Linked DNA regions of Homo sapiens: all the other regions are linked to region 1. The links are chromatin loops, found by intact Hi-C in ENCODE. Cell type or tissue: Calu3. All regions are shown on one strand. Region 1 has its middle 55 kb from the start of LINC00636. Region 2 overlaps CD47 (CD47 molecule). Region 3 overlaps HHLA2 (HHLA2 member of B7 family). Region 4 overlaps IFT57 (intraflagellar transport 57).

What was found. Hi-C counts contacts between places; a loop is a spot of excess contacts. Peaks named below come from ENCODE experiments on the same cell type or tissue, not always from the same donor. Only the 100,000 strongest peaks of a DNase experiment are listed, where the experiment ranks them.
Region 2: it touches region 1 in a loop (2.7-fold over the local background); 3 of 110 quality-filtered maps call a loop at or near these places.
Region 3: a loop joins it to region 1, with 2.8 times the contacts of the local background. A loop is called at or near these places in 4 of 110 quality-filtered maps.
Region 4: a loop joins it to region 1, with 2.8 times the contacts of the local background. A loop is called at or near these places in 31 of 110 quality-filtered maps.

What each region holds. Positions count from the first base shown.
Region 1 is chr3:107,933,991-107,941,990 of GRCh38, reverse strand. No RefSeq gene overlaps it. Among named protein-coding and RNA genes, the nearest start is that of LINC00636, 55 kb to the right of the region's middle. In Calu3, no CTCF peak of the experiment used is centred here; a DNase peak (open chromatin) is centred at 3,760.
Region 2 is chr3:108,049,872-108,057,871 of GRCh38, reverse strand. CD47 (CD47 molecule) reads left to right here. Exons shown (of 11, transcript NM_001777.4): 7 at 303-395; 8 at 5,902-5,933; 9 at 7,270-7,294. Among named protein-coding and RNA genes, the nearest start is that of CD47, 37 kb to the left of the region's middle. In Calu3, no CTCF peak of the experiment used is centred here; a DNase peak (open chromatin) is centred at 4,611.
Region 3 is chr3:108,301,214-108,309,213 of GRCh38, reverse strand. All of the region lies in intron 1 of HHLA2 (HHLA2 member of B7 family), which reads right to left. Among named protein-coding and RNA genes, the nearest start is that of HHLA2, 8.7 kb to the right of the region's middle. In Calu3, no CTCF peak of the experiment used is centred here; a DNase peak (open chromatin) is centred at 3,543.
Region 4 is chr3:108,211,604-108,219,603 of GRCh38, reverse strand. IFT57 (intraflagellar transport 57) reads left to right here. Exons shown (of 11, transcript NM_018010.4): 2 at 32-194; 3 at 951-1,069; 4 at 5,583-5,673. Among named protein-coding and RNA genes, the nearest start is that of IFT57, 6.8 kb to the left of the region's middle. In Calu3, no CTCF peak of the experiment used is centred here; no DNase peak of the experiment used is centred here.

The DNA.
Region 1 (8,000 bases):
CCATGCTCATTCCTCTTTCCTACTCTGTCTTAACTCTGTCTTATGTAACCAACTTGATAGTGGGTATAAAATGCTTAAAACAAACCAGAACACTCTGGAGGTATTATTACTGGGGTTAAATCTCTTTAATTGTATCATAGAGGTATCCAATGGAATATTCACTTTTTAGCTGAAATCCCAATATTAACGTTTCTTTTTAGCAAAGGCAGGGAAATGTGGCTCTCTTCACAGCCTTAATATGGCAGAGAATGCTAATAGAGGAGAGAAACACAGACAGGGCATGGAGGGCACAGTTCTGAGCAGACAGAGTCACAGTGCCATGTAAACAAACCCAGAGAGAGGCATTTCTGGGCAATTAGAGGCAGGTTATTTTGCAGAAAGTATTGGCGGGAGCCAATCTCTATAGAAATCAACAGACAAAGAATGTATTTAAAGCAAAATCTAAGAAATAGCAGAGATGGAGAATAAGCTCCAGATAGCATCAAAGTTCCACAAAGAGCTGCCACCATTCTAGCACTGGCTGCCCATCACCAAAACAGCGGAGGAGCCACAAGGACCAGCAGAATCTGATAGTGGACAAGTCCTGCTCATTTATAAGCAGCAATGACTCCTTTAGTCACAGAAGAAACTGGAGCTTTTCACTAGTCCACATTCACCATGTATTTTTTGAGGGATGGTTATCATTTATCACATGGGATTCGAAATCAGACAGCTGGGTGTGAATCCCAGCTTCACTCATTGTCAGCTTTACAACCTGGGGCAAGTTCCCTAACCTCTCTGCGTGTACTTCAGTTTCCTTATTTATAAAATGGGTTGAAAACTCGTGCCCATACCACATGATACTAAATAACCCACAGTATTACTGGGAGAATGAAATAAGTAAATAAGGGCATGCATGGCAGTTGGAATAGTTCCTGGCACAGAGTGAGAGCTGAATAAATCTTAGCTGTTATTATGACCTCGTAGAGTTGCTTAGAGGAAAAGATGAGATAGAATTCTTGCCTGGCATGTGGTAAGTACTTGAAAAATGTTTGCCATTGTTTTATACTTGATGTATTTATCATATACAGGTTTAATGGACATTTATTGTTAAATTCATCAAGTCCTAGGTTAACGAATCCAGATATAATTGTAGATAGATATCGGACTTGGCTAAACCCTACCTGACCTTTGCCGCTAAGATTCTAGTACACAGAATGGGCAAATGGGAAGTGCCAGCCCCCTACCCCCACCTCCACCATGACAAAGGCTGTTCTAGAAAAAGATTTCTTTCCAGTGCCTGCAATGTAATCCATCAGTATGAGATTGTGGTACACTTTCTTTTCCTGATAACTTTGGTAATTAAAGGACACCAAACACCCATCATGATTCAGCATTCTCTCCCAAAAAATCATATGGATTAAAGGCATCACAGTATCTATATGGCATCTGATCCTTTCCCATGAACCTCTTCCAAAATTCTCCTGCAGGAAGCAAGCCCTAACCTGCAGTGTCTTGGAGTGGGAAGCTCTAATACTGTCAACAAAAGATACTTTATTTAAAAAAAAACCATAACTGATCCTAATACGCAAAAGCTGAGAAAGATGAAAGTAGTGAAAAAGTAGCAGGAAAATATACGGACTGTCTTTGCACGAGTCAATTGAGATTCAGAATGAGGTTCACACAAAGGCCACCCTCCAACTGAGATTTACATGGTCTAAGTAATAAAGCAGCCACGGGGGAAAAACTCACTAACAAAAATGTTGCTTCCTCTGCTGCCTGACTGCAGTTGGAGAATGCAAGAAGCCGTGTGATCCCCAGAGAAAGTAAGAGAATGTGCGGTGCATAAGGAAGGGGTTAGGGAGGAGAGCCAGATCCAAAGGCTCCACTTTAACCTGAGAAGTACTGAAATTATCAAGAAGCAAAGAAAGCCTTGGCACCCTGTGGTCCATGATAAATAAAGCAACATGAACCATGTGACAAATCAGATGCCAGCAAAAAGTATGCTGTCTCTGGCCATCTTTTCAAACCTACTAAATCAACATCCCAAAGGCAAAGCGTCCATGATACTAAATAACCCAGTCTTAAAATGTCCAGTGTGAAGTTTGTTTGCTTTTTTGTTTTAAAGAAGCAGCTTTGTATTCTCAGGCTGTGTCTATATGCAATTGCTTTGATCATTTTCAGTGACACGGGCAGTCGATGCAATTGAACCAAATCAAATAAGAAGTGTCCTTGGTCAAACAGCTTGTTGGATCTGAGTGGCGCACTTCTCTCAGAACCTTCACACAGGTGAAGATTGCAGTATGGCTGGCCAGCCAGTCAGGCAGTCCATCATTCAGTCAGGATATCTACATCTCCTATGGAAGAGTCCTCAGGGTACAGTGTGGCTCCAGTGGAAACCCAATTTAAAGTGGTTACCAGATGACCAGCCTGGGGCCTCTCTGTCCAAAATACAGAGAACCTTGGGGCTGCGTCTTTAGTTTAACATGACTATCAGCCACTTTGATTTCTCCTGGCAGGAAAAGTAAAAATGAAAATTGCGCATATCCTGCTTTTGACGTAATGAAACATTTCATAAACTGAAAATCTTGGGATCCAATTATAAAGGCCAAATTGCTATTTTACTCACTAAGATAAATAGCTATGGTCTCCTTGATCTTGTCCTTTCTAATTTACCTTATCTCATGGATTCCTCACAATAACTCCATGGAAAGTATTTGTTCTAGTCAGGGATCTGTTGGTTGTGGTAACAGAAGCTCAATTCAGCTCAAGAAAACAGAAGAATAGGGGTTGGGGAGATGACTGTACAGTTATAGCGTAGTCTCACAGAATCTAGGAAAAGCTGACTGAACCATCAGGCTTCAGGACAGACAAAGTTGCCATGGTTCTCTCCTTCCACCACACCTCCCTTGAGTCAAGTGCCTACCTTGGTCTCAGCAGCCTCCATTTGGAGGCAGGATCACATGGTTAAAGCAAGAGGTGTCCAATTATCAGGGCCAAAGTGAAGGTCATATTGCTGAAGAAGAGGGCAGAAGCAAAGGATTACCCCCAAACAATTCAAATACAGCAATATGATATCCATTTGTCCCATTAAAAAAACAGGCACAGAAGAGTCAGGAGGGTTTAGTTATATGGCTAGCAAATGGCTCAGGCCTTTCAAGACCATAGGTGTTGAATTCAGACAGGTTTAACTTTTAATCCTACAGCTCGCTTGCTGTTGGCTCCTGGGCAGGTTATTTAATCTTTTTGCTTCCATTTCCTTGCCATTAAAATGGGCTCATGTCAAAGGTTTGTTTTTAGGATTAATTAAATGAGATAATTTATGTAACCCATCAAATTTAGTGCCTGGAACGTAGTAGCGCGCGCACACACACACACACACACACACACACACACACACAAAATAGCTTTTCTCTCACCTCTGAAACCATGTCCTAAGCTGCATGACCGTTTTACCATTGAATTACACATGGTCTCCTGATGTTCTTCTTCCATGCCTATGTGCTGCCACTCCCAAAGACTGCCAGCTTCCTGGGGACCATGTCTCATTTTTCTTGCATCAGACACTGGGGCTGGCTGAGCACATTGGCAGTCTCTTCAAATTCTTGTGGAATTAAACTGGCTGAATCAGTTTGCATGTCACTTCTTTTCCTAGAAAATCCCCTGAGGACCATGTACCATCTTGGTTTTATTGAGTCTTTCTCAGGCTATCTACTTCTCTGGAACACCAACCTATTTTTCCCTCTTTTCACTTCTCTCTTTCTTTCATGCAGCTCCACCTGGAGGCCAGTGGCTTCAGTTTGTCACAAAGACAAATTTATTACAGCAAAAAAGTGCCCCCTACTCAAGAGCTGTTCAACTCCAGAAGACTCCAAATGAAGAGAAGGGATCCTGAATTCTGCTTCTTGGGTATGTTATCATGGGATTTATTTGTTGTGGTGTGGAGTAGAGGGCGGGCAATCTTTATGCCAATAGATAATTGAGTAGTGTTTAAAGTGGAGAAGTACTTTTATTTTTTTAATTTTATGTATTGATTTTATTTATTTTATTATACTTTAAGTTCTAGGGTACATGTGCACAACGTGCAGGTTTGTTACATATGTATACATGTGCCATGTTGGTGTGCTGCACCCATTAACTTTTACATTAGGTATATCTCCTAATGCTATCCCTCCCCCCTCCCCCCACCCCACGACAGGCCCTGGTGTGTGATGTTCCCCTTCCTGTGTCCATGTGTTCTCATTGTTCAATTCCCACCTATGAGTGAGAACATGTGGTGTTTGGTTTTTTGTCCTTGCGATAGTTTGCTGAGAATGATGGTTTCCAGCTTCATCCATGTCCCTATCAAGGACATGAACTCATCCTTTTTTATGGCTGCATAGTATTCCATGACATATATTTATTGCAGCACTATTCACAATAGCAAAGACTTGGAACCAACCCAAATGTCCATCAATGATAGACTGGATTAAGAAAATGTGACACATACACACCTTGGAGAAGTACTTTTAAAGCAAGTATTCACATTATGAGAATATATCAGGTAGGAAGTTGATAATTGCTTGTCCAAAGATGTCTTCACATTAGTCATCTCACAATCTTCTGTGAGTTATATGCAAAGTCTAGATAACAACACAGTGCTTAAAAATCTCCTAGACAAGGTTCTGACTTTGAAGAAAGATATAGCATAAGGATGCATTAAAGATAGAATTAGGAAGGGGAAGAAAACTCATATATGACAAACATTATCATGTGTCTGCATTGAATTAGGCACTTTTCATGCAGTATTTCATTTTCCTATAGCAATTTTGCAAGATTGGTAATATAATCCTAATTTCAGAGGTGAGAATTATAAAGTTTATTGCCATAGGCTATACAATTAGTAAGGTGATATGCTGGGACCCAGCAAGAGGGTAGCAATAAGAAGATACCAAGTCAATCTTGCTTTCTCATACTGTTCATTTCCCTTTTTCATGCTTTAGGCAACACAACTTGACCACTGTGGACTGAGAGAGAAGAGTGGTCATCAAGGTGATTGGCTGAGTAGAACAGAAAGGAGGAATGGAGTTGTTTAGAAACCAAGCCACTGGATTGGCCATCATTCCAATGGAAAGTTTTGCACCACAGGTTTGCAGCTATTGAAAGACCATTCTGATTATTGCAAAATGATTAGCACATAGGCTTTTGAATCAAATTGAACTGGGCTCTGCCCTTTATTATATGTCCTTGGGCAAGTTACTTAACCTTGCTAAGTCTCCATTTTCTTACGTGTTAAAAAGGAGGATAATATTAGTAATTACCTCATAAAACAATTGTGAAGATTAAATGCAATAGCTTGTATGAAGTGATCCTTGTTTAGCATCCTGGTTCATAATAAGTACTCCAGAAATGTTAGCTGCCATCAATAGCGCATAATTTTAAAGAAATGGGCATTTTTTTATTACTGGAATTGCTGCAAAGATGACAAATAGACATCCTTCCTTAATAAAGGGATGTGATTCGTTTACAAATAGCAGCACACATTTGCATGTAGACAATAGTGTGATAATATTCTTAAATACAGTTTGTTCAGTTTGTTCTTCTAAGAAAATAAAAACACACTGCTTCCCGTTGATCCTGAACATTTCTCCCCCTCTTACTTGTTTACATTGTTAAATTGCTTAGCAACCTCTTTTTTAGGCTTGACTAGAGACATACAATTTCAATCAAGAGCAGGACAAAATACCACAAAACTTAAATAAATATACTACTGCCACATTAAAGATAAAACATAAAAATCACATTTATTTTTAATCACATTTCTTTTATCTTCTCATGACTTTGACTTTCTGCAAATTCAAATGTTTTTCCTTCCCCATATAAGAGGTGAAGTTTGGCTTCAGTAGCTCAGCGTGTGAGTGGAAGGGTGAGGAGCATCTCGGGAAGGGATGGGTCTCTCTGCTCTCAGTTCCAGAATCCCATCTCGTCATTAATCTTGTACTTTTTCTTCCCTTACTTTGGCACTCTGGACTAGCTCAACAATCATAGAGGGGGGAAAAGTGACAGTGATCAACTTTCCCTGTAGAAAAGGATCGAAACATTTCCTTTTTATGTTTTCAAAGGACAGGAACCCAGTCTTGTCTCATTTGCTCTGTTGAGTGGAGTAATTCATGAGCCCACATCACCTAGTCCTGAAATTCCTTCAACTACCAATGTACCCCTGCCAAAAGTAATATTCTCAGCTTTCTAATAACAGCCTTTCTTACCCTCTATATTATCATCCTATTTGCCTCATCTGTAACCTTCCCCAGAGGAGCTCTCATCATTGGCAAATTATTTTAAATCCTGTTTTCAAACCAGGTAGAACAACAACAACAATAATAATAGGCAAATGTTAGATGTAATAATTGGCTCAAAAGACCTAAGTGTGTTTTCCAGTGTTTCTGAGGGTAGGTCACTTCTGAATTCCAGAATTGGAGCAAAAACTTCAGAATTGCTCTCTGTTTCAGGTAGAGCCTTCCACAATATCTTCTCTCTTCCTCTCTTTCTCTGCTCCCTGTCCTCTTGAATAATAGATGGGATCAGAAGACCTCCCTCAAGTTTACCTCAGGTCCAATTTCTAGCTTTATCGTTTTTTTGGATTTGTTTGTTTGTTTTTTGTCTTGAATACATCACTTTACAATTCTGAGCACATGCCAAAGTCCGTTCAAGCTCCAAAATTTCTGCCCCCTTATACATCTGAGAGGGACTTTCATTTCTAGATAAGAAGTAGATGGGCTGGGCCCGGTGGCTGAAGCCTATAATCCCAGCACTTTGGGAGGCTGAGGCGGGCAGATCACGAGGTCAGGAGATGGAGACCATCCTGGCTAACATGGTGAAACCCCATCTCTACTAAAAATACAAAAAAAAATTTTTTTAATTTAAAAAAAAAGAAGTAGATGGTCACAGCAGGCTAACACACACACTGTTGCAATAAGAAAAAAAAAACAGGTAAACTGAAAGCGTCATTAAAGACACTATCTTGTTGGAAGCAACAGGAACTAGATAAACTCAAGTTCCTACATGAGCTTATAATCACCAGCTGTTTGCTTCCCAAGGAGCATTTGTTCATTGCAGGTAAAGGCTGAAGATGAGATTTCGGCCAAAGAGAAGGACTTTACTGGGTAAAAGAAAAATCAGCAGAAGTTTTGGTGAATGAATGGGATTGGCATAATAGATGGGAAAATAGAAGAGTGCAAAATGCAAGGCTCATTTCCATATGTTTTGGAATGGTGGGGAAGTCTTAAAGGGGCAGAACCAGAAAGAGAAAATAAAATCTGCTGTAGTCTGCAGTGCTTGAGAAACAACATCTTGTTAGAAATACGGGTTTACAATAAATGTCCAACAATTTTTCCTCATAAACCATTTGCCAGATTTGAACCTTTGTGGCATGGATATCTAAGATACAGCCTCTAAACCTCTGAAGAGCAAACTATTTAGAACTGTGGAGACAGGTAGCTGCTAGGCTTCTCATCAAAAGCCCAAAATTGACCTCTGCAAAAATCAGGGACAAATAAAAGGTGAGCTGGGATTTGCTAAAAATTGCAACTCAACCTCCTATCCAGCACAATCTCTGCCTGTCTGCCCATCAGAGGATAGGAGGAACCCTTGCTGGTAGACATTTCATCTGAACATTTTGTTTTGTTGTTGTCATTATTTTGTTTTGTTTGGGGTTATTTTTAATACCCAATATCTGTAAGATAACTAAAAATTACTAACATGAAAAGAAAATTGAAGGTATGATTTATAATCAAGAGAAAAAAATCAAACAATAGAAGCAGACTCACAAATATAAAAATTAGCAGAAAATGACTTTAAAATAATAAAGATTATTATGTTAATGGATACAAAGGAACTAGGTATGTATTAAAGGTTAAGAGTTTCAAAGAGAATAAAAATGGCTAAGAAAGCCATATGGTTATTATGGAATTTGGAAAATATAATATCTAAACTTAGGAACTTATTGCATGAATTTAATAGCATGTGGGACATAGCATATTTAA
Region 2 (8,000 bases), 120 kb before region 1:
CCAAACTGATATGCCTGTATTTGTGGAAGAGCTTTTAAAATAACTGGGCTCAAATTGGTTGGAGCCTTAGACTTGAAACACCAGTTCCCATTTCTTGATATGATAAGGTATGTGTTATGCAAAGGAGGGCTTTGTTCTTCTAATAATTTTGAGTCATTTTACTGGTTAAGTTAATAAACATATATGGATAATTTTTGTTTTTTGATCGTTAGAATAACTCTCTTAAAACTTGGGATTATTACTGTTTTTTAGTAAGTTATTTCATATGCTTTTCTAATACAGAATTTTATTTGTTTTTACAGCGTGTATACCAATGCATGGCCCTCTTCTGATTTCAGGTTTGAGTATCTTAGCTCTAGCACAATTACTTGGACTAGTTTATATGAAATTTGTGGGTAAGTCAATCTTATTTTCATTAACCTATGCCAATAATTTCAGATATATCACTTAGAAAATGCTTTTTAGTTTGTTCTTCCAGTTTAGGACCAAAAATGAGAAAATACAATTGGAGTGATTCGAGGATAATTAAAGAGGGTAGAAGACATATAGGATTTTTAGTTGGTTCTTCCAGTTTAAGACCAGAAGTCAGAAAATACAATTGGAATGATTTGAGGGTAATTAAAGAGGGTAGAAGACATATAGGATTAATGAAAATTTGGTTTCCAAAGTAGTTTAAAGGAAAATGGCTTTATCTATTAGAATGTGTACCTTTTTATACTAAGTAAAAGGGGAGAGATCTTTGAGGATCCATTTTAAGTAATAGAATAGGATTTTTAATTGTTCCAGTGTTTCTGTGATAGAGCTGTCCTGCACAGACCTGTTTGTTTGTCACTTGCTCTTTTTCTTGCAGACATAGACACCCCAGACAGGAATTAAAATTCACAATCTATCAATTTTGTTCATTTAAAGAGCAGTGACCTCTAATGCATGACTTTAAAACAGTTCTAGTTAAAACCAATATAATGAAAACATTGAGTTTCAAAATTTAGGCTTTTACTCCTTTTAAAATCAATTATTAGTAAGTATGGAATTTACTTCATTGTTTCTAACTTGTATATTTAATCTGCCAATTTTCAAGTAACATTTCTGCATAAATTCTTATTTTTTATTGAGATATATGTACACAGAGAGATATTTTCAATTGTGCCTGAAACTAATGTTATCTTACCTAAGCTCAAGATGTTCCCAATAATGTAATTTATATTAGTTTCCGTTTTTTAAAAAAATTATATTTTTATGAAATAAAACATACTCTTAACCACCTATCAAAATAATCAAAAGTTATAAATTAATGGAGTAAAAAAATAGTGTTTCTGCTTTGCTTTAGGTAAACTTTGCTGTATGTGTTTCTAAAACTTAATACGAAACTTGAATTGTTATAGTCAAATAATTTCTCATATGACTCACATAATAGTTTCAAAAAACTTTTACCTTTATTTCTGAACTTTGGTTCTTGATGATTGTTAATTGAATTCAATTCTGTCATATATTCTGTGTCTTTCTTTAATTAATGCTTATTAGATAAATAATTAAAATACTTAACTAAAATCTGCGTATCCTTAGCATATGAGTTCATAAGTCTTAGTTGTTGCTCAATGAAATTTTCTAATTTTATACCACATAATGCCATAAAATACAATGGAGACATCTAAAGCAGAATGGAATTCATGTGGTAGCTACAGTGAACATCTTGAATGTTGGTGCATATTCTATTTTTGTTACATCTTCCAATCACCATGTGTCTGGTTCTGGAAGATGACACTCCTGGTTTTGTTGCTCCCCACAAATGCCTGAGAATAGTGTGTGATTTGCAGTATCCATACAACTCTGGTGAAGTAGTATGAGATACCTTTGGCTGACGGGCAGCACGCTCTTATTTTTTCCTCACTATCTGGGTTGTCCTCCCTTTTACTCCCATGCCACCCCATGCCTTCCATATCTAGCATAGAATGATCTTCAGTACAGTTGCCAGCAGGTCTGGTGACAATGTCTCAAGTGGAACTAAGCATTGTCTATCTGCCACCTCCTTAACTTCACTCTCCTGCCTTCTCCATCACTTACGTTCCTCCAAGCCTGTGAAACCACTGTACTGTACCTGTCACTGTTCTGACATTAAAATTAAAATGACTTAAATCTTGACAAGTACCCCAAATTATTTTTTCTTTGTCATAGGTTAGCATATAAGTATACTATATGCTAAAATTTATGCTATATGTTTAAAATTTAGTGCAATTTTATTGATAGTGTCCTAATTTTATTGATAGTATCCTAAATTAACTTTTTAAATCAACTTGTCTGATGCCAGGGTTCAGAGGGACACCTACAGTCAGTTGAAAGGCAAGAAGAGACAAGGTACAGGAAAGTTGCTCTTTAGATAACATGGTAGACTAGGAGGAACATTAATATGGTTTGCTTATATAATCTGACTGTGTAAATCTGAATCTATGTAACATTAAGGTTGCAAATTTGAGCGTTTATATTAGGAAGTTAAAATTTTAAGTGTCTCCAAAATAATTTTTACTCATTGCACGTGTTCTGTTTTAGAAAAGCCTAATGATTGTGTTTTGATTTAAATGCAATAAAATCCTCAAATAGTTAAAAATCCAAGCTTTCTCTTCAAGAAGAAGTTAATGTCGCTATGAGATTTTTAACTTTTATAATTTTTATTATTTCCAACTTTAAATTTGTAGCCTTAATTTGCTATTTTAAAGAGTAGGCCTTTCACTTTCTACAACTTTCTGTGAAAGTGACTTTCACTTTCTATTTTTTAACTTTTTAAACTGTGTTGTATTTTTTTTCTTTTATTGGAAGCATTTTAATTTTATAAGATGAGAAAAAGGACTGGGCACAATAACTTAATGTGAAAGCATAGAAAAGATTACAAGAACCTAACCAAACTCACTAAAGTTGGGCTTGTTGTTTGTAGAGAACGTTTATATAATTATAAGGATCAATACTTTCTCATTTTTAAAGCCATTACCAGTTAGTTCAATATAAGGGCATATAGTGTTTTGATACAAATCAATCTGGTAGCAGTAAGTACCATATTTACCACAACATCCCAGATATTTTAGAATGATGCAGATGCAGAATATATACGTAGAATTTATATCTATGTATAGATACAAATTCAGATATTTTCTTGTTCAATTTAAGGAGAGGTAAATTTGGTATCAATAGAAAAAATGTTTCTGAAAAATTTAAACCCTGGAAATGTATTTATGGCATGGAGTCAGATGTTTCAGGGAGAGAAGAACAAATCAAGAAGCATTGCAAGTATGCTCATATGGAATGCTTAAGGCTTGTGGTTAAAAAATATATATATATGGCTGTCAATGTCTTAGGCTCATGGTAGCAGCAGAAATCGTAATAATTCTTTTGTCACATGGGTTATATCCATATTGGAGAGAATTAACTCAGGTGAAATTAACTTGTACACTGTTTGGTTTTATAATATTTAGAGGGATCACAACTGACTGATGTCCCTTTGAAGTACCATTCTTCATAAATCTTTTTTTTTCAGAATGGGCCAGCCAACTGTGACATCCCTTGGATCGGAGATTTAGAACTAGAAAGTATTCTTTCTACATTATTAGGGAAGAAAAGGAGTTACTTGGCGGTTAGCAATATTCTATTTTGTTTTGTTTTGTTTTTAGAGACAGGGTCTCATTATGTTGACCAGGCTGGCCTCGAGCTCCTGGGCTCAAGCAATGCTCCCACCTCAGCCTCCCAAGTAGCTGGGACTACAGGCATGTGCCACTACACCTGGCAGTGTTTATTCTGATAAATACATTTATGAGCTCAAAAATGTAACTCTAAAACCTTATCTCTGAACTTCCATATTACCATCAGAAATTTAGATAGTTGTTTAGTTCTCTTTTTCTTTGTAGAACATAGATATAAGGCATGGTTTCATTGAAGTCAGTTGTATATACATGTAACTATCCTGATGTTCCCAAATAAAGCTCTGTATTTCTGCTTAGTTTATTGGGGAGGCTGCTAAATGTAGTGCATCCCAACCCATTTTACCCTGTTCTACTTTAAAAAGAGGTTGGCTTCTTGTTTGGATACAAGGACCAAGTCACTCCCCCAGGTTCCTCCACAGTAAGGGAGGCCTATTTAAAGCCGCCCATGGCACTAACAGAAACTGGACTCCTATGAGCTCAGATACATAACTGGGCCTCACAGGGGTGGGACAGTATGTAGTCTAGGAATTGGAAGGATCCATTCCATATCAAAGAACTGAAGCATCGTGTTGCCCTCTCAGCAGCAAGAGTAAGGTGATGCCCCTGTCAGTTATAGTTCCTGAGTTCCTCTGTCTTTGATTCTTTGCCTATTAGCCAGCTAGCTCACCCTCTTGTTTATGCCACTGTTTTTTATCCTATTCATGCCTTCTCACAGACAACTTTTCTTACCTACAGCTTTGGACTCATCCTTGTCTCCTTTCTGTTTCTTTTTCACTTTCCCTTCCCATCACCAACTTTCTGGGTTTTTTTCTGTTTCTTCTTAGAGTCCAGTGGCAGGGAGAAACTTGTCAGTCCAGTCTGTTGCCATTTTTCCTGTTTGAGAAAGACTCACCAGCTTTTGGCTGGCTCACAGATTGGCTTTCCTTGGGTCAGGACCCACCCTTTTCCCTGCCAGCTTTGGAAGCTTGACAGAATTCGAGTGTGCAGTGGTGGTAAATAAATAGTAAGGAACACAGAGCAGTCCTGGAGGCGTGCCTCCATCTGCTGATGAGAAAATCCAGTGCTGTCATCCAGCCCAGGTCCCAGCGGAATGGGCCTCTCTGTTCAGTAGGATCCCCCTCCTGCTGAGTGGTTCATGGCATGTTTCTGTTCAACGCTTTTCCATCTGTAGGATTCTTATTCTGTATTTATTTGTTTTTTTGGGTTTTTTTATTTTTTGAGATGGAGTCTCGCTCTGTCGCCCAGGCTGGAGTGCAGTGGCACGACCCCAGCTCGCTGCAGCCTCTGCCTCCCAGGACGAGGGAGATCCTCCCACCTCAGCCTTCCACGTAGCTGGGACTACAGGCATGCACCACAGGCATGCACCACCACGCCAGCTAATTTTTGTATTTTTGGTAGAGACAGGGTTGCATCATGTTGCCCAGGCTGGTCTTGAATGCCTGAGCTCAAGCAATCTATTTGCCTTGGCCTCCCAAAGTGCTGGGATTACAGGCATGAGCCACCACGGCCAGCCTTCTCATTTGTTTTTTTTATAAGGAAGCTATCTCTTCTTCCCTCCCCAACTAGGGTATTCTTTTTCCCTTTCGTCACTTTGCTCATGTACTGTATTCCTTCAACTTCATTAATGAATCCATTTGGAAGCAGTGAAAAAGGCAACTCAGAAAGCTAAGAAGAAATAGATAGAGGAATACTCAGAGCTATCTGAGTATTTTCTTTAGTTTGTTAGCTCTTTGGAGCTTTGAAACTGGAAAGACCCAGGGAGTGATGTGGAGAAAGAGACTGAGCTTGTAAGACACAGGAGCAGTGAGCTAAGGGAGATGGAGTAGTGGGGACAAATTCTGGCACATTCTGTCTACACTCTGGGTAGATAGAGGAGGGAGGATGGAGCACCCATGGTGGGGGTATGTTGGTGACAGCATTTTCCCACCAGCCAGTGTAACAAGTGGCTGATTTGGGGGAAAGATGGCATAAACAAATGAGAGAATGTGTTTACTATTTGATGTAGATGGGTTATTTGCTTCATTTTTCAAATCAGTGTATATAATCAAGAATATTCAGCATGTTTGAATAGACTGTCAGAGCTGGAACTCTTTCATTAACATCTCTGGCACCTTTAGTTTTAGCCCTGAACATTTTATCTTAAAATTAAACATTACCAAATGCCTTAGTTTATTTCATTTATTAAATTTATATTCTTATTTGTTATTTATATCAGCTTCCAATCAGAAGACTATACAACCTCCTAGGGTAAGTTAAAGTTTATTAAATGAATTGTGAATGATCATTTGAGGGATTAGACTGAGGAACTTGGTAATTGAGATATTTTGCTATCTGTTTTGTCTCACGTCAAATTAAGAGAATGTTGAAGTCATTGCATGACCTTTGCATGAATGGGTCCAGTTCTATTTTAAAACCTGTGTTTGGTCATTTTAGTGTCAATGGGATGGAATAAATGATTTCTTAAGATTGTACTGACTTCTCACACCCAAAACTGGAAAGTAGGAATAATGGCTATATTATCTCTGCAATCAGAAGGAAGCTGATTCCAATATATCACCTCACCTGTTGGATTCATTGGATGTGCATACACAGAATGACAATTTCAGGCTTAAAAATGAGGAGAAATCTATACTAAGTTGACATCACTGATAATTATAATCTATAAAATAAATGTAAATATTGCTGAAAACATCTGTTCGGAGTTATGATTCGATCCTCTCCCATACAAATGTTTTATAAACATTTTTTCCCTTAAAACTGTGCTTAAGGTTTCATTGTACCTTAGATACCTTATTAAGCCATCTGAGGAAATTGCAAGAAAGGAGTAATTTTAGGAGGGCATAAATGAAGAGAAAAGCATATTTATAAACATAGACTTATCACAGTGACAGGCCCAAGAGGTATGTTGTGGACATAAGCTCTGGAAAGGATTATATTGTACTTAGCTTCCTATAACGGAGTGATGATAGATGTATCTGGAATGCCAAAGAGAGTCTTCTGTCTGTGGCCGGAGGTAGAGGTCACATATGCTTCTAAGTCTGACAAGCCTCATTGTGCCTAAAGGGCAGGTGGGGCGGGTATGTGTGTCTACCACAGGGGTATATTCTAGAAAGATTGGTGCCATAGCTATGTTGGTCACAAGAGGCCAGCAACTTAACTGGACCTGTGAATCCTAACACATTTTCTTTCCCAGTTACTGAGTTCAATTTGCGATACTTAAAGATGATTCTGTTTTGCTTCCACCTCTTCACTGTGTTATTTATTCTGTTGTTGCTATTTATGCTTGCACTTTCATATTTTTAGAAGTTAGAATTTCTTGAGCTGAGAGTGGTGAAGTGGGAAATTCTGTTTAGAAAAATAATATTAAGAGAATAATACAGTTATTATTAAACTATTAACCCGACTTGGCAAGCTTTGCTTTAACATTTACAGGCTTATTTCGTTGTTTTGTTTTTTCTTTTTTTTTTGACTGTAGGATTTACTGCTTACTACGTAATTTAAATATTAGCATATATAAGTTTTACTATAAAATGACATGACATAAATTATATTTTTATGTAAATATATTTTAAATATTTTTCAGAAAGCTGTAGAGGAACCCCTTAATGGTATGTGGTTATTTCACTCTTAATCCTTTACCAGATCATAATTTGATCTGGCCCGCAAAACAGTTAGAATGCCCTGTCTATGCCTTAGGAAGAATCTAGGTTTTTTTCCTCTTTTTTTCTTTCCTTGGCATCTCTACTCTTGATTATTCATCAAGAATTATGGGCTGGGTGCGGTGGCTCACGCTTGCGATCCCGGCACCTTGGGAGGCCAAGGCGGGCAGATCACGAGGTCAAGAGATTGAGACCATCCTGGCCAACATGTTGAAACCCTGTCTCTACTGAAAATACAAAAATTACCTGGGCATGGTGGTGTGTATCTGCAGTCCCAGCTACTCGGGAGGCTGAGGCAGGAGAATTGCTTGAACCCGGAAGGCAGATGTTGCAGTGAGTTGAGATCATGCCACCGCACTCCAGCCTGGTGACAGAGTGAGACTCTGTCTCAAAAAAAATAAAAAAGAATTATGAATATTACTTTTATAATATTCTCACCACTGGGAAAAATGCACTATTCTGTGTCTAAGTAGCTGCTTACCTTAACCAAGTGATATTTGGGCAAGGGGATCGTTGCCTTTTGCTACTGGTTGAGACGAAGCATGGCACCCCCTAGTAGAGAAGGATCCCAATTACTTCCAATTTGTGATGTACACATTTTAGAAAGATACAGGCTATTGCCACAGAGATAGACCAAAACATCTCATTTTCTTTC
Region 3 (8,000 bases), 370 kb before region 1:
TGAAACTAGAACCCTACCTCTTGCCATATACAAAAATCAAATAAAAGTGGATTAAAGACTTAAATCTAAGACCTCAAACCATGAAACGGTTACAAGAAACACTGGGGAAAATCTCTAGGACATTGGTCTGGGGAAAAATTTCTTGAGCAATACCCCACAAGCACAGGCAACCAAAGCAAAAATGGACAAATGGGATCACATCAAGTTAAAAAGCTTCCGCATAGCAAAGGAAACAATCAACAAAGTGAAGAGACAACCCACAGAATGGGAGAAAATATTTGCAAACTACCCCTCTGACAAGGGATTCATCACCAGACTATATAAGGAGCTCAAATAACTCTATAGGAAAAAATCTAATAATCCAATTTAAAAAAATGGGCAAAAGATTTGAATAGACATATCTCAGAAGATGTACAAATGGCAAACAGGCATACGAAAAGGTGCTCAACATCACTGATCAGAGAAATGCAAATCAAAACTATAATGAGATATCATCTCACCCCCGTTAAAATGGCTTCTATCCAAAAGACAGGCAATAACAAATGCTGGCAAGGATGTGGAGAAAAGGGAATGCTCATACCTTGTTGGTGGGAATCTAAATTAGTACAACAGTATGAAGAAAAGTTTGGAGGTTCCTAAAAAACTAAAAATTGAACTACTGTATGATCCAGCAATCCCACTGCTGGGTATATACCCAAGAGAAAGGAAATCAGTATATCAAAGAGATATTTGCACTGCTATGTTTGTTACAGCACTGCTCATAATAGCTAAGATTTGGAAGCAACGTAAGTGTCCATCAACAGATAAATGGATAAAAGAAAATGTGGTACATATATACAATGGAGTAACTATTCAGCCATAAAAAAGAATGAGATCCAATTAGTTGCAACGACATGGATGGAGCTGGAGATTATTATGTTAAGTGAAATAAGCCAGGCACAGAAAGACAAACGTCACATGTTCTCACTCGTTTGTTGGATCTAAAAATCAAAACCATTAAACTCATGGGCCTGGAGAGTAGGTTTGTTACCAGAGGCTGGGAAGGGTAGTGGTGGTTGCGGGGAAGGTGGGGATGGTTAATGGGTACAAAAAATAGTTAGAAAGAATCAATAAGACCTATTATGTGGTAGCACAACAGAGTGACTATAATCAATAACATAATTGCACATTTTAAAATAATTTTAAGAGTGTAATTGAATTATTTGTAATTCAAAGGACAAATGCTTAATAGGATGGATACCCCATTCTCCATGATGTCCTTATTTTACATTGCATGCATGTATTAAAACATTTCATGTATCTCATACATATATATACCTGTTATGTACCCACAAAAATTAAAATTGAAAATAAAAAAAAAGACCTAATTACTAAATGCATTGTGGTATTCTGGATTGGATCCTGAAACAGAAAAAGGAAGTTACTGGGAAAACTGGTGACCTTCAAATAGAATCTGTAGTTTAGTTAGTAGTATTGTACCATGATAATTTCTTAAGTTTTGACAAATGAACCATGTATATACAATGTTAACAAAGTGGAAGCTGGGCAAAAGTTAACAAGAACTCTTTTTTTTTTTTTTGAGACAGAGTTTCACTCTTATTGCCCAGACTGAAGTGCAGTGGCGTGATCTTGGCTGACTGCAACCTCCGTCTTCTTGTTTCAAGTGATTCTCCTGCCTCAGCCTCCCGAGTAGCTGGGATTACAGGCACCTGCCACCAGGCCTGGCTAATTTTTGTATTTTTAGTAGAGATGGGGTTTCACCATGTTGGCCAGGCTGGTCTCGAACTCCTTACCTCATGATCCACCCGCCTCGGCCTCCCAAATTACTGAGATTACAGCCGTGAGCCACCACGCCTGGCCAACAAGAACTCTTATAATATCTTCATAACTTTTCTGTAACTCTAAAATTATTCTAACATAAAAATGGTTATTACTCAGAACCAAATGAAAAAGCACAACATATACAAAGAGGTAGAATACAATAAAAGCAGTTTTAAGGAGAATTTAATCAAACATTTGTATTAAAAAGGAATAAAGGTAAGCAGATATTAAATGAGTATAAAATCTAAGTTAGAAAATTTTTTTTAAAAAGGGCTGGGCACAGTGGCTCACCTGAGGTCACCTGAGGTCAGGAGTTCAAGACCAGCCTGGCCAACGTGGTGAAACCCTGTCTTTACTAAAAACACAAAAGTTAGCCAGGCATGGTGGCGGATGCCTGTAATCCCAGATACTTGGGAGCCTGAGGCAGGAGAATTGCTTGAACCTGGGAGGTGGAGGTTACAGTGAGCCGAGATCGTGCCATTGCACTCCAGCCTGTGTGACAGAGCGAGACTCTGTCTCAAAAAAAGAAAAATTCAAAAAAGTAGCAGGAAAATATAACAGTGGAAATAAAATAGAAAAATATATATATATACAATGGAAAAGGTTGAAGTCAAAAATTGATTAACAAGACTACAAATTGACAATAGACAAACTTCTGGCAAAATGAAGTGAGAAAATGTAGTATGTTAAAAAAGTTGGCCTAACTACAGATAAAGCAGAGATGTGAAAAGATAATAGTATCAGCAACATTCTGCCAGTGGATTTAAAAACAGTTTTCTGAGAATCTTTCCTTAACTGACATACACACAAAATAGAAATCTTAAAGAGTCCTATAATTATTAAAGAAATTGGATAGCAGTTTAAAACCTTCACACACACGCACAGAGGGAGAGAGAGGGAGAGCTCGAGCAGGCCCAGATGGTTTTCCAGACAAATTCTACCAAACTTCAAGGACAGCATTATTTAAACCCAGGAAAAGACTGTATGAGGACAGAAGATAATCTATTTCACTCAGGAAAAGAGATATGAAAATCTGGACAAAATGTTGTAAACCAAATCTAACAATATTAAAACAGATAATGTATTATGACTGTGCTAATCACGTTCTACAAGAAGCAGACACTAAGATGGGACACGATGTTCAAGGGATGCTAGTGAGGAAAATTCCTGTGAAGGATAAAGGGGGAAAGCAGAAGTGAGGAGAACTTTCCAACTGTGATGTTAAAGGAGAGAGGAAGGGTGGAAATGGAGTGAAAGGAACGTCAGGCTTGCAGCAGTTCTAAGAAAGTTTTGTTAGATGACTGGGGAACCCTTGCACCAAAGTCATCCATTAGAGGATTCCCTTGTTAGCCTTGCCACTGTGCTCAATCACTGAGGGAATGAATAATCAGTGGAGCATCAGCTGAGATCAGTCATGGCCATGACACAAAGGTGGTGATGATCCAGACAGCAGCACCTGGGGCTGCAATCACCCACACTCCCCACAGCAGATGTGAGCCCACATTTTCATGGCTGCCACAGTGACCAAGTTGGGTTTTCTCCAGGAATCCAAAGAAGATTTACCATTAGAAGATTTATAAATGTGATTTATCACATGTATCAGACCAAAGTCTGTGTGCCTCAGATTTCCTTGGCTCAAATGTGTCACTGACCTTAACTGTCACTGTGAGGCTCTGTTGAGTCATTTGCCCTGAGAGTGCCAAGCCTTCCTCCTTGGCCACCACCCAGAGCTGAGCCAACCAGGCATGTACCTGGAGTGTCTGGTTCCTCCTGATACTTCTGGAATGGAATGGAACTCTATACAGCAGGGCATGGGACTCAGCACTCTGAGCTGCTATTAAAGGGACTAGATGATGACATTGGGATATATGGAACTGCTTATTTCCTGTGAGGTAAATTTTAACCAACAGGAACGACTAGATCTGGGCAGATGAATCCCCCCATCTTCTTTCCTCCCGTGGAGGACTTTGAGGCACGGTTTTCTACATTCCCATTCAGAAAAGTCCTTCACACTGATGAATGCTACGACCAAGAGAATTGCTGGGTCTTTCTGACTACTCGTGAAGCAGTAGCCAGCATGGTAATCTGTCCGTTTACAAAGCTGCCCATCTTCCCTTGCCTTGCTTCCGCTTTCCTTCTCTCTCACAGCCCTGAGTTTTTAACCTCCCAAATAAAGCATCAGCATTTTAATCCTTGCTCAGGTTCTGTTTTCTAGAAAACCCAGGCTAAAAGCATATTAAGCAGATTAGAGTTGAAAAACCAATCATCTGAATCCATGCAGAAAAAAATAGATAATGTACAAAGTAATTGCAAATTCCTCATTGATGAGTAAAAGGTTTTAATGTGACAAAGAATATGTCTGAAAACCCTATAAAAACAGACAGAATCTTCAATGGGGAAACATTAGAAATAGTCCCTGTAAAAATCAATTATAAGGCAAGGATGCAAAGTCAACCAGTAATCCTACTCAGGCAGCAAATATGACAACATATTGTGGTAATCATCAATAGTTTACTAATGTGACTATTTATACAGCTGCAGGCAGGGTTAAGTGAAACTAACAAGAATGATGCTGTACCCCCAAGACTAGCAACATGGACAAGTACCCTAACATCCTGGGCTGAAGGAGCAATTTACCAGATCTAGAGAGATTAGCGATCTGCAGAACAGACCATTAGTAGGGAGGTGAAGCCCACTCTCAGACACAGTAGATTTGTGGTGTGTTGCTGAAGCCCTGAAAGTCCTTTCTAATATATTTGTAGTGGATCGACTGGTTGTTCTTCAAAATTTCACATCCACCTAGAACCTCAGAATGGGAGCTTATTTGAAAATAGGTCTTTGTAGATGTAATTAAGGTGAAGACTGATATGAAATCATACTGGATTAGGCTGTGTCTTAAGTCCTATGAGAGGTATGAAAGGAGACACAGACGGTGGCAGAGACTGAACTTATATTGACACAAGACAAGGAACACCAGGAGTCGCCAGAAGTTGGCAGAACAAGGAAGGATTCTCCCCTAGAATCTTCAGAAGTGTGGGCCTGCCAACACCTTGATTTTGGACTTCTAGCCTTCAGAACTGAGAGGATATGTTTTTCTTAATTTAAGCCACCATATTTGTGGTAGTTTGTTAAAGGAGCCTGAGGAAAGTAACACAATGCCTAAATTTGGAGAGAAATCTTTCTTCTTTCTTTCTTGACTGGGAAGGAGTAGGAAACAAATGGGAACATAAACAATGGCGTTGACATGACAATGGGAGCATAGCTTATACAATGATACATTGAACAGAGAGAAGCCACTCAAAACGCCAGTGCATTCCCCTTTAGAACACTACACACGCGTATACACACCACCAACTAAATGATATAAACATTGGAATGTGATATTCAGTAGGTCCAAAAATGAGAGTCAGTTCAATTATCTAACAAAAAGTTTATTTCCACCCCTGCCAATAACTCAGCCTAAGCAAATGAGAGAACACAAAATACCCAACCACCAGAGTCACCTGCTGTGAGGTGGTGGCGATGGTGGTTGCAATAATGGATTATAGGTCTCAGACAAAATGAGAAAAAAAAATCAAGAGCCCATCACGTACCTACTATGTCAGAACTGATTTAATTACCTGGCCACTAACTGGGCAAAATAAAAAACTGACATGCTACATAATATACACTATAATCCAAAATAGGTGGGGTACAGGAATGGCATGCAAGTGACCAAAAAATAAAGCCCAACCTGGAATAAAACAGTTCAAAGAACAGAAAGGAAAACTTCACTTAAATTAGGTCTATACCCTCTAGAAAAAAATATACAAAATAATTATATGTTTTATATTAGAAATTAATGACCAGCATATGTACACAACAAAACAAGTACTCAAAAACAAGCTAAACAAAATGATAGGATGAGAAGAGGATTGTAGATATGAGGAAACAAAATATGGACTAAAATTTCTAGAGATAACTAATAAGAATGTAGAGCTAGCAAAGTACAGAAGTGATATCACTGAAAGCCAAAGTAGAGGAAGATTTGTGATATCTTCATGAATTCAGATGAAAGAGATGAATGCACTAGATGAGGTTGAGCTATAGAACATAAATTGAATGCAATTAGATGAGGTTACATTATAGCACATAAATGACACAGTATTAGGATAATTGATATTGGCCCCTGAAGTCAAGAACTCATCAAATCAAGGAGTTGATACATAAATACAATGTAAGAAAACTTTTCTAAAATGAAGACAGAATTGAATCTGTTGATCTAAAGTTTCCACATTGTAGGAAAAGTTGATACAGAAAACTCAGAACCAAGACATAACTGAATTAAGCAGTTGAATGCCAAATAAGGGGAAGAAATATTTTACTTTTTTGCCTAAACAAGCAACAAAGAGATGGGGCATGGGTGGAGAAGAAAAAGAAGGTGCTTTGACTTCTCCACAAAAGACAACAGAGCATACCGAGTCCAGGATTTTTTTTAAATTTCCTATTAGTGTGTGCTGTTTTCAAGGAGACAGCTAGCCCAGAACAGAAAAGGCAGCACCAGGAGGCATTTCTAGTAAATGCCCTCAAGGAACTTCTTTTCCCCTCTCCCTTCCTACCTCTCCTCCCTTGACTTCAGGACTGTATTGCATAATCTCTCCTGTGAGTTAGGCTTCCAACAGTAAAACTAGGAAAAGGCTCACTGTAACCTCCGCCTCCCGGGTTCAAGCGATTCTCCTGCCTCAGCCTCCTGAGTAGCTGGAAGGAGAGTAAAGTAGCATTTGCTAAAGTCCATGTAGCAAGGAAATACCAAGGAAGTGTTCCCAACTTGAATTGGGGAAAATGAAGTGTTCCCAACTTGAATTAGGGAAAACAAAATGAAACTGAAAACTAATTCAAAAAAGTCGATTACATGACTTGAAGAGAACTGAATGTCTTGTACTGTCAGAATCAAGGAATCCCCACACGGAATTTGAACCAATCAAAATGCAATTAGCAGGGGAAAATGTTGAGAGAGATGTTAGTTAATAAAATGTTTGTCTCAGCGTACTGTCAGGAGAATAAGGGGTAGGAGGTTGAACCCTGGATGGTAAAATATTTACAGTTTCCAGTAATCATGGTTTCCAGGTATCATGCTATTTCAGACCTGTTATCGAAAGACTAACCCTCCTACTACAACAGAACAGAAAATGAAATCAGGTATTTTCTCTTTCAAACTCATTTATATACCATTTTAAAGTCAGACTGTTTAATCTTCATGTTAATATTCATTTCCCTACTATAAAAATCAGATCTATGTAACTCACAAGTATACATTCTTGTGTGAATTAGATTACTAATATAAATAGCAACACAGAAATCAAATCTAGATTACTTGTCTTATTTCCTAAACTATAGCATATCTCAACTTTCTTCTAAAATGAGAATATCAACCCACTACCTCAGCTCAGTTATGTGGATTACCTTTTATATTGTACAGGCAGCACACAAACCACAGAGCTCATAGGCAATACTTGGTAAATGCGAGTCACTCGAGTCACTCGGATGAAACCAATTTAGAAGCAGAAGAGAAACAATAGAGGAGTTAAGGTAGCAAGCAGGAAGAAGTGAAAAGTAAAGCATGCTGCTTGGTTCCAAGAAGAAAGGAGGAGGCAAGATGACCTTGAGGCTGCTTGAGTTGAGGGAGAAAGGGGTAGAATCCTTATGAGAAAAGATTACAAGAATTTGCCAAGCAGATTAAAACTACCACGGGCCACCCTCAACTTCCAAAAGGGAAAGAGAAACAATGCAGTCTCTCAAATTAGCCTACGGAAGAAAATAGGAATATAAGAGACAAGGACAATTGAAATAATTGGGGGCAGGGGAGGAAAATTGTGGTGGGGTGGGGAGGAACTAAGGGGTAAGAATTGAACTGGAGTTACCTTAATAAAAAAGACTGTAAGAAGATAACTCTAGAAGAAATGCCTCAAGAACAACAAACGTGTTTGGAATCCTCAGAAACGTAAATAAAAGTGGGAAAATAGAACCTATACATACTTAGTATTCAGTCATCTATTTCTGCAGTCACGTCTCTGGAATTCACAGGGAAGACAAAAGTACAGTAAAAAGAAGAGGTAAAAAGCTTTTCAAAGACAGCTTGCAGAACTATGTCAGAGCATGCAACACTAAAAGCACAAGAGTGAACAGGAATTAGAAATGTA
Region 4 (8,000 bases), 280 kb before region 1:
TCCGCCCCCATTCCTCCTTGTTTTGAAACAGACACTATTTTGCACTGCCTACCAACCCTGGCGAACAGTTCTACATGTTTTGTACTCTTGCTGCTTGGTTGATTAATAAAGCGGGACGTCCCTTTGAGCAGCCTCAAGAATATGATGACCCTAATGCAACAATATCTAACATACTATCCGAGCTTCGGTCATTTGTAAGTGTAAACGACCCTTCTTTTTCCTTGTTCTCAAGTTATGAATTTTAATACTGGTAATTTAATAACAAATGCTAGCCATTTAGATGACTCCTCTGTAAATATGAATTTATTTTTAGGTAAAACCTCCTTAAAATAGTTTACATTATAATGTTAATGTCACTTCTGAAAATGTTCAGTATATACTCTTTATTAGTCCAAAGTAATATTTTTTTAAAAAAATCTTGATATATCTGAGAGGTAAATTTTGGGGTGGTTAATTCTTGATCTAAAAAATGATAATTAAAAAAAAATCCTACAAAGCCAAAACACTTCATATTCTGAAAGGGAACTTGTACTTAAGACCATGACAGCAGTTGTACTTTTTCATTTCTGACTTTTCCTGGGCAGGCAGTAAGATATTTTTGGCACAAATGTTATTAATTTTTGACAAGTGAATCACTCTGTCCTTAAACATAGTTGTTTAAATAGTTTTACTGGTTTCTTTTCACTCTAATAAGATCAATAATTTGTTCTGCTGCTATGATGTTATTGCTTTTTAATTTGATACTTTTAACAATAAAAGTCTTTGAGTATTTTTATGTATCAATGGGTTACAAAGACTTGAAATGGATTTGTATGAAGCAGTGTAATTACAGTTATTGTAAATCATTTGAAAGAAAAGTGATACATCCATTCAGCAGTTCTTTGCTTAAAATATTTGACATTTGGAGTATAACTAACAAATAATACCCTGTTTTTTCTTTTGTTTTTCAGGGAAGAACTGCAGATTTTCCTCCTTCAAAATTAAAGTCAGGTTATGGAGAACATGTATGCTATGTTCTTGATTGCTTCGCTGAAGAAGCATTGAAATATATTGGTTTCACCTGGAAAAGGTAAAAATTACCCACCCTGATGATAGTAATTTTATGGGCATAGCATTTGCCTCTGAGGGTACAGAGCTGTTCAATTGAACATAAAAGAATTATTCTTTTTGACTATTCTAAATTGAAAATGCCACAGATAATTAAGAAAAGCCAGTATAGACAAAATTAGAATGTCTCACGTCTTCAAAACTAATTCTGAAGTAATGTGTTACATATTATTATGCCGTTTTCCTGTTCAAATATGTAATTATTAAAGGTTTAACTGTGACTACATATCTTTGTAAATACTGGACTTTTTTTTTAAAGTCTCTTGTACATATGTTCACACACACAAACATAGTATATACACAGAGGGAACTGATAGCTACAGATTTAAGGAAAAATGGAAATTAATACAGTACTTTAAGTGGGATTTTCTCCTTTGCTAGTAGTTACTGGGCAAGAATAATACTGAAGAAACTACCTGACACTCTCCTAGACATTGTTCATTGCTTTTGTGTCCAACCTGACAGTGCTTTATTTCTATTATTATATTATATTTATCCTATGGTATAAAATTGTTCTTTACTATTCTGACATTCTTGCTAGAAATCATGAAATCTTCACAAGTACTCTGTTAGCATAATGCTTGGTGTATCTTAGATGTTTAATAGATATTGAGCATATAGATGAAATAGAACATTTGGAAACTCAATTTATAGAGATTATAATTAGAAAACATAAATTTTATGCTTTGCAGTTTGGGATTACTAATAGGTTAGAATGTAGAAGGCACTATTCAGGTAAAATGCGAGTAAGCAGTGTTTTTTTTTTTTTAATTAGAACTAACTTCGGTAGAAAGATTATATACACACACACACATATATATATATTATTCCCTGTTAATAACATTTTAATGTATATTCAATTATATTCTTTTAGATATAATCTCCCTATTAAGTTTAATAACTTCCTTGAATTAGGTTATCATTGGGATGAGCCATATGAAATTACTCATATTCATCTATTTTTAAACTAAAAAATGGCAATTTCATATGCTTCAATCCAAACATTATTATTTAGTACAATATAAAGAATGGCTACATGGTCCATAATACTTTATTAAATTTCAAGAGAAGATAAGTTATGAGATGTGCTGCTGTATTTAGCATTTTAAAAAACTGCTAAATTAATAGACTAATATATTCTAAATTCACCAGAAGCTATGGTGTAATATCTCAACCACTATTCTATTTTGCACTTCCTTTGTTTCTCAACACATCTTATTCCTGGCCTCTGTATTGTAAGTTGGATAATTTATTTTTTAGTTTTAATTGGCACATAACTGCAAATTTTGGAGTACAATGTGATGTTTCGATACATGTGTACAATATACAATGATCAAGTTAGTGAAATTAACATATTCATCATTTCAAACGTTTATCATTTTATTGTGGCAAGAAAATTCCAAATCTCTATGAGCTATTTTCAAATATATATTATTGTTAATTAATATATAATATTGTGAACTGTAGTCACCCTGCTGTGCATTGAACACTAGAACTTATTCCTCCTAACTGTAACTTTGTACTCACCCACTTTGACCAACTTCTCCCTATTCTCCCTTCCCCCTACCCTTCCCATCCTATGGTAACCACTATTATACTCTCTACTTCTATGATATTTGTCTTTCTGTGCCTGGCTTATTTCACTTGACATAGTGTCCTCCATGCTTATACAGGTTGCTACAAATGACAGAATTGCATTCTCTTTTATGGTTGAATGGTATTCCACTGTGAAAATATACCACATTTTCTATTCAACCTTTGATGGATACTTAGGCAGATTCCGTATCTTGAGTATTGTGAATAGTGCTGCAATAAACATGGGAGTGCAGATATCTCTAACATACCGATTACATTTCTTTTGGATATATCATCAGTAGTGGGATTGTTGGATAATAGAGTAGTGCTATTTTTAGTTTTTTGAGGCACCTCCATAGTGTTCGCTATAGTGTCTGTACTAATAATTTACATACCTACCAATAGTGTTCAAGGGTTACCCCTTCTCCATATCCTCAGCAGCCTTTGTTATTTTGGGGGGCGAGGGGTTGGGTAATAGCCATTCTAACTGGGGTGAGATGATATCGTGGTTTTGATTTGCGTTTCCCTGATGATTAGTGATGTCAAGCATTTTTGCATATATCTGTTGGCCGTTTCTATGTATTTTTTGAGAAATGTCTATTAAGATCTTTTGCTCATTTTAAAAATTAGACTAGTTTTTTTGTTGTTGTTTTGCTATTGAGTTGCTTGAATTTCTTATACATACTGGATGTTAAGTTCTTGTCAGATGGGTAGTTTGCAAATATTTTCTCCCATTCTGTGGGTTGTCTCTTCACTCTTTTGATTGTTTCCTTAAGTTTGATGTAATCGCATTTGTTTATTTTTGCTTTTGTTGCCTGTGCTTTTGAGGTCTTATCCAAAAAATTCTTGCCCAGACCAATGTCATGAAGTGTTTTCTTCCACATTTCCTCTAGTAGTTTCAGTTTCAGATTGTATATTTAAGTCTTTAATCCATTTTGAGTTGGTTTTTATAAGTGGTTAGAGGTAAGGGTCTAGTTTCATTCTTTTGCATGTGGATATCCAGTTTCCCCAGTACTATTTATTTTTCTTTTTTTGTTTTTTAGCACCATTTATTGAAGAGACTGTGACTTGGATAACTTATAAGGACTATGTTTAAATGAGGAATAAAAGGAGGGAGCTGAAAAGTAGTCAACATTAGAGAATATGTCAGCTCTGTAACATGTAAATGAGATAGACGTTACATATAGATGAATTTTTTATATATCTAAATGTCAAAATGAATCCTAGAAGAACATTGCCTTTGAGATATTTTCGAATTCTAATTAATGAAAAATTAGGAAATTTATTATTTAAGATGATTGATTTAGTTCATAGTATTTTGCATATTAGTAAATGTTGATTTTTGTATTTTTTTAACATGATTGAGGCATGGGTTTTCGTTTTTAAGACAGGGTCTCACTCTGTCGCCCAGGCTGGAGTGAACCTCTGCCTGCCGGGCTCAAGCGATCCTCCCACCTCAGCCTCCCGCATAGCTGGGACTACAGGTGCACACCACCACTCCCAGCTAATTTTTTATTTTTTTTGTCAAGACAGGGTTTCACCATGTTGCCCAGGCTGGTCTCAAACTCCTGGTCTCAGACAGTCCACCTGCCTTGGCCTCCCAAAGTGCTGGGATTATAGATGTGAGCCATCACACCCAGCCAGGTACAAGTTTTTAATACAAGTTTTCTCTCTAGCTTTGTTACTGGATTAAAAAAAGGAAAAAAAATATGTTTTCATAAATAAGCCCAAATACATTTAAGTACTTTTAATATAGGAAATGTGTCATTAATCTTGATGAATAAATGATTTTTTTCAAAGTTTAATGTTAGGATCACTAATTAGATTTTGGAAATAAGAAGAAAGCTGGACTCCTTCTTATTACCTATGTTAAAATAAACTTCAGATTGATCAAAGATGTAAATATGAAAAGTAAAACTATAGAAGTATTAAAAGACCAGAGGAGTATAGAGGTTGTGGTATGACAGAAAGCCTCTAATATATGATGTTAAAGCTAGGGTCTGTGCAGGAAAAGGTTACCAACTCTATCTAAGAAGAACTATAACAATCTTGAATAGCCAAGATTATAAGTAATACACTAGGGGAACAATTTTTGAGAGGTTAGGCAAAACATTAATTTTCTTAATATACAAAAAGCCAAAAAGTAAATGGTATAAATAGACATTTCACCTAAAAAGAAGTGCAAATAAGCAATTAAAATATGACAAGATATTCAATCACTTTCATGCTAAAGAAATGCAGTTAAAACAAGAATGAGATTTTTTTTCACTTGGTTGATTGGCTAAAATTAAAGTTTGTATTATATATCATATTGGTGAATATATGGAGATGGAGTTACTCTCCTTCAGTATTGTTTGGAGTCTAAATTAGGGTAACATTTTGGAAGCCAATTTTGGCAGTATATAGCAAAACAATACTGTACAAAGTTGTTTACCCTGCCATTTCACTTGAACAAATTTATTCTAAATGGTATGTGTAATGATAAATGTACAAAGATGATCTTTGCAATATTGTCCAGCAAAATAATTAGAAACCTCTATGTTCAGTCATAGGCTGCCAATTACATTAATTATGGTATTGATTGTTCAATGAAATACAGTGCTTGTATGTAAAAAATAATGAGAAATACATATGTATTTAAATATGGTGTATTAGTGAGAAGCATTAAGTTGGATAACACCATGCATAGTATCATCTCATTTTTTATAAATTTGGAGATAAACACTTTTGCTTTTTACATAGAAAGTTTTAGGAAAAATACATGAAACATTTAACAGTGATTATGGAAGCGGAATGAAAAAGGACAAAACCTGGCATAGAGGACATGATATTTGCATTATGATTTTTTTGTCTTACTAAATATTAAAATTATCACCTCATGTTTAATCTTATTATTTTAGGCCAATATACCCAGTAGAAGAATTAGAAGAAGAAAGCGTTGCAGAAGATGATGCAGAATTAACATTAAATAAAGTGGATGAAGAATTTGTGGTATGTGTGTAGCTGAACTTTCTGTTCATTTTCACCTTTCGGCCACTTCCCATTCTCTTAATTTCCCCCAGACTTCCATTATCTGGAATATATTTTATTTCATTGTTTCTAAAGAAGAAAAGCTTTTAAATACAGTGCTGAGTATCATCATTTAGACCTTTGGTTAAGTTAATGTTTGTATTCTCTAATGATTGAGGTCTGAATTTTAGCAGAGGTTCTTGAACTGTTCAGGGAAATATATACCACTAGTTATATGAGTAAATACTTTATTAACCATTCATGATGTTAAATAGACTGTGACTAATAAAGAATTTAAAACAGAACAAAAGAATTTAGGATTAATAAATTCTGCTTTATACGCATACCATTCATTTCTAAGGAATTCCTTTATTCATCTACAATTAGGATGAGTAGGAATTTTTTAATGCTTTTAAATGATCAACATTATTTAAGTTGTTTGGCAGAATCTACAACTTTTTACATGTTTTACATGCCATCCATAGTGTGCAGCTAAAGATGACAGAGACAAAATAACTTTTTCTCAAGATAATTCTCAGAACTAGAATTAGATTGACCCTGGTATTTTAGGAAGTGTGCTTGTGATTTGAAGCAGAAATGGTTGGGGGAAAAAACAAACTTTATAGTATACAGCTGACCCTTGAGCAATGTGGGGGTTATGGGCATCGGCCCCCACACAGTTGAATATCCACATATAACTCTGGACTCCCAAAAACTTTACTAATAGCCTACTGTTGACTTGAAGCCTTACCAATAACATAAAGAGTTAACACATATTTTGTCTATGTATTATATACTGTATTCTTACACTAAAAGTAAGCTAGAGAAAAGAAAATGTTACTAAGCAAGCCATAAGGGAGAGAAAACATACATACTATTAAGTGGAAGTAGATAATCATAAAAGTATCTTCCCTGTCTTCATATTGAGTAGCCTAAGGAAGAAGAGCAAGAGGAAGGGTTGGTCTTGTTGTCTCAGGGGTGGCAGAAATGAAAGAAAATTTGTATTTAAGTGGACCCATGCAGTTCAAACCCGTGTTGTTCAAGGGTCAACTATATTTTGCTGTCATAAACCAATTAAAATTTTTAGGTGATTTTTAAAATCAATAGATAATTAGTTTAAAATAAGTAAGTAATTGAAGTTTGGCATTGAGGTTAGTATAGTATAGTATTTAAGTTAGTATATGCATAATTTTAATAGCAAATGCTGAAAAATAACTATTAAATAGATTAGATGCTATCTGAATAGAGTATTATATAGCCATTTGTATTAGTCCATTTTGTGTTGCTGTAAAGGAATACTTGAGGCGCTGGGTAAGTTATAAAGAAAAGAAGTTTATTTTGGCTCACAGTTTTGCAGACCATACAAGAAGTGTAGCACCAGCATCTGCTTCTGGTGAGGGCCTCAGGAAGCTTACAATCATGGTAAGACAAAGTGGGAGCAGGCACCTCACATGGCCAGAGAAGAAGCAGAGGAGGGGAGAAGGACCAGAGACAGAGGAGGGGACATATATCCAAACTATATCACCATTGAAAATTGTTGGGTGGGCATGCTGGCTTATACCTGTAATCCCAGCTCTTCGGGAGGCGGTGGGAGGATTGCTTCAGGCCAGGAGTTTGAGACTAACCTGGGCAATAGAGTGAGTCCTCATCTCTACCAAAAGGAAAAAAGAAAAAAATGCCAGGCATGGTGATTGCTTCAGGCCAGGAATTTGAGACCAACCTGGGCATTATAGTGAGTCCTCATCTCTACCAAAAAAGAAAAAAATGCCAGGCATGGTGGTGCATGCCTGTAGTCCTAACTACTCAGGAGGCTGAGGTGGGAAGATCGCTTGAGCCCAAGAGTTTGAAAGTGCAGTAAGCTGTGATCATGCCACTCCACTACAGCCTGGGTGACAGAGCAAGACCCTGTCTCTACAAAAAATGTTTACAAAGTTTACAAAGAAAAATACAAAGTTACTGACATGGGAATGTAACTTATACTATATGCTATAAAATTAACTGAGATGATTCCAAATTTTATGTTGATATAACATTAACTATGTAAAATACGTTAAAAATAAATATATTAGCATTAATTATGGGTAGGAGAATTATGGATGATTGTTTTCTATGCTTTGTATTTTTAAGGTTTTCAACATGTATTTTTAACAGCAATGTAAATAAACATTATTTAATATATGTAAAAAAAGATGACTGTCATTTACAGAAGGAAAAAGACCATTGTAAAACTTATCAGTTTAAAAGATGTTTTTTAATGTGATGGATTTTAAAGGTCAAGACAAAGATATATTCATTCATTCTGCATATAC